2 separate regions of the Homo sapiens genome follow, and region 2 is linked to region 1. A link is an interaction called in ENCODE POLR2A ChIA-PET data of the cell type or tissue named here. Cell type or tissue: Panc1. All regions are shown on one strand. Links, peaks and the distances in the headings refer to the core of each region. The heading gives the core; the rest is flanking DNA.

Region 1 (4,396 bases), core at 229-4,228:
TTTGGCATGGCAGTGGAAATCAGTACTATTAATATATGAATTTCAGGTTAAGTTCCCTTCAGTTTTTCTGTGCAGGCATAGAGGATAGGATATAAATAGTTCCAGTTTTTTTTTTTTTTTTTTTTTTTTGGACGGAGTTTCACTCTTGTTGTCCAGGCTGGAGTGCAATGGCGCGATCTCGGCTCACTGCAACCTCTGCCCCCTGGGTTCAAGCGATTCTCCTGCCTCAGACTCCCAAGTAGCTGGGATTACAGGTATATGCAACCACGCCCAGCTAATTTTGTATTTTTAGAAGAAATGGGGTCTCTCCATGTTGGTCAGGCCGGACTCGAAATCCCAACCTCAGGTGATTCGCTCGCCTTGGCCTCCCGAAGTGCTGGGATTACAGGTGTGAGCCACAGCGCTCAGCCTTTTTTTTTTTTTTTAATCATGCCACATTGTTTTTAATTACATACAAAGATCTAACATGTCACCCAGGGACCACTTCACCCACTGCTTGGTTTGGCCGCCAGTCTTTGTCTCTCTCTTCAGCGATGGTGAGGCGGATATCCTGTCCTTGGGAAAGAGAAATCCATGGTTTATTGCTCTTGCCAATAACAAAAATGTTGAAAAGTCGAGTGGCAAAGCTGTTGCCATTGGCATCTTTAACATAAACTACGTCAAAAGATCCAGGGTGCTTCTCTCAGTTGATGATCACACCAATTCTTCCCAGGTTAGTACCTCTAGTCACCAGTGTCGAACTCGATGAAATCAATACTCTTGCCAGTCTCCAAATCAATCTGAATGGTATCATTCACCTCGATGAGGGGTCAGGGTAGCGGACGGTGCAAGCATCATGAGTCACCAGGTGAGGGATTCCTTTTGTGCCCACAAAGATTTTTCTCAGTTTGCACAACTTGTACTTGGCCTCCTCAGGTGTAATACAATGTACAGCAAAGCGATCCTTGGTGTCATAGATCAGACGGAAATTCTCTCTTGTCAATGCTGATGACATCCATGAATCCAGCAGGGTAGGTTGTATCAGTTCAAACCTTGCCATCGATCTTAATGAACTGCTGCATGCAAATCTTCTTTACTTCATCTCCTGTCAGGGCATATTTAAGTCTGATCCTTAGGAAAATGATGATGGGGAGAGACTCTCTCAACTTGTGGGGACCAGTGAATGGATGAGGAGCAAACACACCAGTCAATTTATCCAGCATCCAGTGCTTTGGAGCTGCTACCAGCTTCAGATGCTTCTTGGGACCACGAGCCATGGCTGCGTTAGGCAAGGAAAGAGGACCTCTGTCTTCTGGTGCGCATAGAAATTCAGTAGTTCCAGTTTTTACAAATCAATATGTTTCTTGAAAACATGCCAAGAAGCAGATTGTCATGAAGCATACCGAGCATCCAGGGCTATGTCCAGTTATTGATAGTGAGAAGTAAAGGAGAAAGCAATGAACAGTGTTGAATGATAGACAGACACCAAGCATCGACCCTCTTCAGTCCCTCTGCTCATAGTAGACATGTAATCATTAAGAAACACAAATTCGATTATGCCTTTACCACACTCTATAAATTTGCTTTGATCTGTGTGATTGTTTATGAAGTTAATGGCAGTCGCCCCAGCAGACTCTACGCTCTACAGGGCAGGGAGCATGTCTCTTTCACTTGCCACTGGATCTCTGTGCTTAACTGTGTCTGGCCCTGATCCTTTAACACAGCAGGGTTGTTCCTGACTCCAGATCTTTGCACGGAATTTTCCCTGGGTCTGGAAAGCAGTACTGCTGACTCCGCCACTGTCCGCCTACATGCTCCTCTGGCTCACTTCATTCAAGATTGTGCTCAAATGGCCCCTCATCCAAGCAGCCCTCACTGACTACTCTTCTAAAATAACACTCTGTGTCCCTACTCCACATTCATCGCCTCCTCATCCTTTGCCTTTCTTATTTAAATATTTTTTCTACCACTAATCACCTACCAACATTATATTATTATTAATTTTAAGAATCTGTCTTCTAGAATATCAGTTCATTGAAGGCAGAGACTTTACTGCTGGGTCCTTAGTACCTACAATAGTGTCTGGAAATAACACGTTTAGTAGATGTTTCATCTAATTGGTTAATATATAAATACTTAATTGAGTTAATGAACACCTCCTAAAATTCATCCCTCAGTTCTGTCCATAGCAGATGTTACGGTGCCCTGAGCCACCCCCTCTCAGCCCGCCTCTGCTTCAGCTGTGGCTGTGGTGGACGATTTCAGTGCATGCAGTGTTGGTTCACCTCAAGTGCAGGCAGAGTCCCTGGCTTTTCTCCACCAGCTTTCTCAGATGATGCCTGGGAAGTTGCCTCGCTGCCTGGAAATGCAAGGGAGTTACTGTCCTCAGGGGCAACACTCACCAGTAGGGAAAAGGAGTCAGTGGATAAATGGTGCAGGATCTCCACTTCAGAGAGGCAGGTGTGCACCATCTACAGAGGTGCTCAGAGTCCCCATCAGGATTGACCCGCAGGAATAAGGACAATAAGCTCTACTAGGTACCCTTCATGACCTTTCCCTTCTTCCCCCACCAACCACTCCACCTGTGCTGTTGCTCTGGTTTCCTTGGATCATTTTTTAAATTAACGATCTGCCTCCAAGTCTGCATGGAAAAAACCCAATCCAAGAGACTGTCCCTTCCAACACTATGATCAATAACACAGTTGTGAATAATCACCGCATATTTGTCTAATTTGTTTAAAAATATTAGCAATCGTTTATTTTTTTTCTTTTTTCTTTTCTTTTCTTTTCTTTTTTTTTTTTTTTTTGAGACAGAGTCTTGCTCTGTCACCCGGGCTGGAGTGCAGTGGCATGATCTCGGCTCACTGCAACCTCTGCCACCCGGGTTCTAGAAATTCTCATGCCTCAGCCTCTCGAGTAGCTGGGATTACAGGCATGTGTCACCTTCCCCAGCTAATTTTTTTTTTTTTGTATTTGTAGTAGAGATGGGGTTTCCCCAGGTTGGCCAGGATAGTCTCAATCTCCTGGCCTCCAGTGATCCACTTACCTCAGCCTCCCAAAGTGCTGGGATTACAGGCGTGAGCCACCATGGCCAGCTTAAATTTTTTTTTTCTTTTACTTTTGTAGAGATGACAAAGTCTCACTATATTGACCAGGCTAGTCTTGAACTCCTGGCCTCAAACAATCCTTCTGCCTTGAGTTCCCAAAGTGCTGGGATTACAGGCATGAGCCACTGTACCTGGCAAATAGTTTATGTTGCTAATGGGGTTTATGGTTTACCAAGTACAGAATCACGATTCAAATAAGATATTGAAAATATCTGGAAAAATGAGTTGAATTCAAGAAATAAAATCTAACAGGAAAAAGTATAAAAGCCAAGTCTTAGGTTAAAAAAAAAAAAACAACAACAAAAACCCACATACATAGAGGAAAGAAAGAACCCAGACCTCACCCTGGTAGTTTTTCTTCATTAGGCAGCCTTGACATTTTAACTCTTAAGACTTGGTAGTTTCTACAACCCAAGTGGCTCTTGAATCTTTACACAGAACTTGTTGCAGCAGGAAAGTCCAGCCTGAGTCCAGGCTGTCCAGAAAGCCTCACTGTGGCAAACATGCACCAAATGACATCAGCTTTCCAAACGGGGTGCCTGTGAATGCTCCACATCCAGCTGCCTGGGAAAATTAATCCCTGATTTGTAGCAAATGCCTATTCCCACAGTGTAAACTTCCACTGTAGCTAATTTTAAGCTACCAACATGACAACAGTAAACGTGGAGTTGGGAAGCGATACACACAATTGGCTCTCATGAACCTGTAGGGGCCAGCTCCAGCATTTTAAAAGTAGAAAGCATCATTTACTTCTTTATCAAGTACCGCCCCAGTTTATTAGGGAGTTGGAAAATAATACTGTAAAGTTTTGATCAACTAATTCAATGAATGGCCAACAACATGCATAAGTGTGGAAATAGCTAATGAGGCCGGGCACGATGGCACATGCCTGTAATCCCAGCTACTCGGGAGGCCGAGGCAGGTGGATCACAAGCTCAGGAGTTCAAGACCAGCCTGGCCAACATAGTGAAACACTGTCTGTACTAAAAATACAAAAAATTAGCTGGGCATGGTGGCACACACCTGTAATCCCAGCTACTCGGGAGGCTGAGGCAGGAGAATCACTTGAACCCAGGAGGCAGAGGTTGTAGAGAGCCAAGATCGTGCCACAGCACCCTAGCCTGGGTGACAGAGCAAGACCCCATCTCAAAAAAAAAAAAAAAAAAAAAAAAGAAATAGCTAATGAGTATGAGTTTGGGCAAAATTTGGTGAGTGAGTATGAGTTTCCCAAAGTTTGCCTGGTTTTAGGGACAGCCGTCTTTATAGTTTTTCTTTTGCCTAAAATCCATAGCCTCTGTGAGATACCCTAG
Region 2 (4,396 bases), core at 67-4,066, 60 kb after region 1:
CATGAGCCACTATGCCTGGCCATTTCCAATTTTCAAACCTAATGTTTCCAAAACCAATTCAGCAAGTGAGTTTACACAACCACAGTAAGCCATGTGAACTCACGGCAGACAGGAAGGAATTCATTTGTTCTCTCATTCAAAAATGGCTTCTTGGTCAGGCAGTGTGGCTCACACCTCCCAGCACTTTGGGAGGCCGAGGCAGGAGTATTGCTTGAGTTTAGGAGTTTGAGACCAGCCTGGGCAACATAGTAAGACTCTGTCTCTACAAAAACAAAACAAAACAAAAAATCTTAGCCAGGCATGGTAGCACGTGCCTAAAATCCCAGCTACTCAGGAGGCTGAGGTTGGAGGATTGCTCGAGCCCAGGAGTTTGAGGCTGCAGTAAGCCATGATCATGCCACTGCACTCCAGCCTGGGTGACAGAGCCCTCTCAAAATAAATAAACAAATAAATAAATAAATAAATAAAATCCCCTTCCTTAGCTGCCCTCAACAACTGATATCTCAATATTAGAAAAGAGAATGTTACAGCTAGAAGGATCCTTAATGTTCCTTTCCACCCAAAGAAGCTGACTTGCTCAAGGTTACAGGGCCAGTTATAAACTGGGTAAGAGATTGGGATAATAAAGTTAGTTGGGATCGCGAAGTGTTCCTCTTGGAAACATGAATTTTCCAAGAAAAGGGAAATCTTAGGCCAGCACTTTAGTGGAAATGAAGTTATCTCACAAGAAGACATGGACGCAAAGGCAGAGGAGGTGACTCTGGAAAAGGAGTGACACAGTTGGCACACTTGGCCCCTTCGATGGCACTGCGTGGTCCTCCCAGGTGAGACCAGCATTGCATTTGTATTCCTGTCCTTCTTAAACCTTAAGAAGGTGCTTTATGAAGTGGGCCCTATGTCTCTTGTCCTTTCGTGCTAGGAGAAATATTAAATAGATAGAAACCCCATACTCCATCTGGCTGGCCGCTGAGCGGTACACCCAGGGGATGTAACTTGGAGCAGGACAGAAGTGAAGTCTGTGGCCTTAATTTCCCAGTGTTATTCAGGTTCTCCCTTGGGTTCTCTCCACTAGCAGCAGAGATTTCCTTGGACTCAGGTAACACTGGTTTAACCACCCAAGGGCTTTCTGTGGCTCCCTAAACTGAGGCTCCTCCAGCTTCTGAAATCCCTCTTGCCACCTGCCTGTTACTCCAGCTGTTTCTCTGGGACTAGGCCCAGGAGAATGGGAAAAAAAGTGGAAAAGAAACGGATAGAAGCCCATTCCTTTGTAACCAAAAGCAAAAGTTATACAGAACTCGAACGGAAAAAGAGATTTGATCTGGGAGTTTTCCCAGAATGGAATGCGCATGTATTAAAACAATTACTGTAAAACAATGACTGTCGCTATCATTTGTGAGCTGGTTGTGGATTTCAACAATCACTTTGCTGACTTTTTGGCAGTAAGTGTGAGTTTTCCTGTTCTATGAGACCTTTGGGAGTGTTCTCAAAATCCTATGAAATCATCTGACTGCCTACAGGAAACCCTGATTGGTATTAATTTTCATCCTTTCCCTTTTGATGTTGAAGTAGACTGAAACACTTCCTGCTTTTCTACGTTCTTTTTCTTTCCACCGCTCTCCCATCCCAAATGGTTATAGTATTTCCAAATGCAAGGAGCTAGTTGTGGAAAATTAAGGAATAGTCTCCTGTTACAGGCTCAAATGTCTAAGGATCCCAAAGGGGAAACATATATGTGCCTTTAGTAAAAATCTGGATGTGTTGATTAGCAATGGCTGCAGAATTTAAATACCTTTGGTAGGTTGAAACTAGAAGAAAGTCTCCTCCTCTGTATGGAATGGTAGCTAAGTAATGGAAGAGCAGACAACTTTTAGACTGAGCTCAAAGTTAATTAAAGCTCCTTAGTTATAGTCTGGGGCATTTGGGTATATATTTCTATTTTATTTGAAACAGGATTATTAAATATTTGTTATGCCAAACTGAAGTTAGAAAAATATAAAACAATACATATTTTTAAATTGTTATTATTTATTTTTACTAGAAGTGTCTTGAATACATAAAACAATATATAAACTATTTTTATGTTCTTGTTAACATTGTAGAGATTTTAAAAAATTTTAGCTTAGTGCGTTTAGGATACTCAAACCTGCTCTTTCTTTCTTTCTCTCTTTCTTTCTTTCTCTCTCTCTCTTCTTTCTTTCTTTCTTCCTTTCTCTTTCTTTCTTTTTTTTTTTTTGAGACAGAGTTTCACTCTTGTCACCCAGGCTGGAGTGCAGTGGCATGATCTTGACTCATTGCAACTTCTGCCTCCCGAGTTCAAGGGATTCTCCTGCCTCCCGAGTTCAAGGGATTCTCCTGCCTCAGCTTCCTGGGTAGCTGGGAATATAGGCACCCACCACCACACCCAGCTAATTTTTGTATTTTTAATAAGAGATGGGGTTTCACCATGTTGGTCGGGCTGGTCTCAAACACCTGGCCTCAAGTGATCCACCCGCCTTGGCTTCCCAAAGTGCTGGGATTACAAGCATGAGCCACCAACCCCGGCCAAATCTGCGTTTTATTTCCAAATGTTATATTTTTACATTGCCTAACTTAATTATTGTTTTATTTTTAGGTTTAGAGTGATGTTCATTAATCTTTTTTCACCCTGAGACTTTGTCCTTATCAGCATAGAATTTATGATTGAAGCAAAAATCACCGAGTCTGAAACTCTTGGTATTATATTGACTTGTTCTGAGATTATGAGTCCCATAAAGTTAAATTGGAACTGTAAGAACAGCTGGTGTAAATGGCATTCTGTTCTTTTTGGATAATCTGCAACTCGATAGGGGGTACAAAAAGTAATAAAAATCCACAGGAAAAAATGCAGGCTTGATTGTTCCCTCTTTGTCTGTGGCACCCTCCTTCGTTAGTAGCTTCTGCACTTCAGGGCAAGGACATCCAGTTCTTTTGTGGGTACTGCCTCATCTATCAACTCTTCCAAGGTACAACGATAAGGCCTTGAAAATAGAATTTAGCAACATCAATGTTTCTCTTTTTATTAGAAAAGATTAATCAACTTTTCCAAGTATGATTTAAAGTAGGTGAGGTTTTTGAATATTTATCTAATTGACATTGATCTTTGAGTTAGAGATAGGGCTCAGTAAAAGAAAGCCAAATACCAGCTTTCCAACTGTAGAATGACTTAACGTTCCTGAATGATCAGAAGAATTTGAATAAGTGAGGCAGCACTTGAAAAATAAAATATAATAAAGTTTGAAGTCTTTACTACCTGAATTATCTGATAGGGAACCTGGCATGTTCAGGGAGATAACTACATTACCGTGGTGTGAAGAATTCAGACCAAATGGAATTAAATGAAAGACAAGAACATGAGCAGTCTGGATAATTTAGTTAACCAGTGATGACTTTGCACTGATGTAATGTCATAGATAAGAATGCTTAGCTCTAACTGTAGGATATTTTCCAGGCAGAAAACTGCAGACGTTTTTGGTATCTCTCAAGATAAAAGATAACTTAAGAACATACACGAGACAATTATATGTGAAAAAATTAAATAATTTTGAATTTTCTGAAAATAGTTAAAAAGAAATGTGAGGGAAAGAAAATAAGAGAAGAACCTCAGATTGCGAAATAAAGTTGAATATTTAGAGCAACTTGCTTTCTTTCTTTCTTTTATTCTGGAAAACATTACATTGTTTTTAACTGGGGAAGGAGACTGGCTTTTTGCAGATTAATAATTTGCTTAAAAGTTTGCTTAATTTGCTCCTCTGTGTTTATCAAATTATAGGTATAACCACCAATCCAAAATACTCCATCCCTTGCTCTCACATAAAGAAGTAATAAATTTTGAACAAGCTTAAAACGTTAATATCACATTGGTCCTCGAACTCCCTTGTTTGTGTTTATTTACCAGGTCACTTTCCTTGGATGAAAGACTACAGAAGAAATCCACCTTTAGAAAGTCACATGGTGTTTTTGATCTAAAAGGCTACTCATCATTTCTGAATCCTCCTAGTGCTTAGTTTAGTGAGTACCTAATACGTATTTCATCAACTGAATAAATGACTTAAACATGCAAGAAGGGTCAAAGTCAGAAAAACGGAAGAGCTGGAAAGAAATCTAGAAGATCTGGGTTCTAGTATCTGTTCTACATATTAATTCAATTTTAAAAAGGCTTATTGAACTCCTTGTATGTGCGAGGAATTGTAGTAAACATTAAGACACAAATGAAGAGTTCTGATCTGGAAGATGGCATAGCTGCAGTTTGGTAATGTGCGTGAACATATGGTGTAATAGCTACAGATTTTAGCTAGCAGAGAAGAAAAGTTAGCAAATTTACAAATTATCCTTTTATATATACTTAATTTTTAAAGCCATTTACTTAAGATTCTGCCTT

Evidence for each region. ChIA-PET counts read pairs that join two places held together with the same protein. Peaks named below come from ENCODE experiments on the same cell type or tissue, not always from the same donor. Only the 100,000 strongest peaks of a DNase experiment are listed, where the experiment ranks them.
Region 2: POLR2A ChIA-PET joins it to region 1 with 6 read pairs; 6 of 35 experiments call an interaction of 5 or more read pairs at or near these places.

What each region holds. Positions count from the first base shown.
Region 1 is chr6:154,573,169-154,577,564 of GRCh38, reverse strand. It overlaps the pseudogene RPS4XP8. Among named protein-coding and RNA genes, the nearest start is that of CNKSR3, 65 kb to the right of the region's middle. In Panc1, for the core only: no CTCF peak of the experiment used is centred there; no DNase peak of the experiment used is centred there.
Region 2 is chr6:154,513,064-154,517,459 of GRCh38, reverse strand. The region is part of intron 1 of LOC101928868 (a long non-coding RNA gene); the gene reads right to left. Among named protein-coding and RNA genes, the nearest start is that of CNKSR3, 4.6 kb to the right of the region's middle. RefSeq lists a cis regulatory region at 3,276-3,516. In Panc1, for the core only: no CTCF peak of the experiment used is centred there; no DNase peak of the experiment used is centred there; H3K27ac peaks cover 311 bases.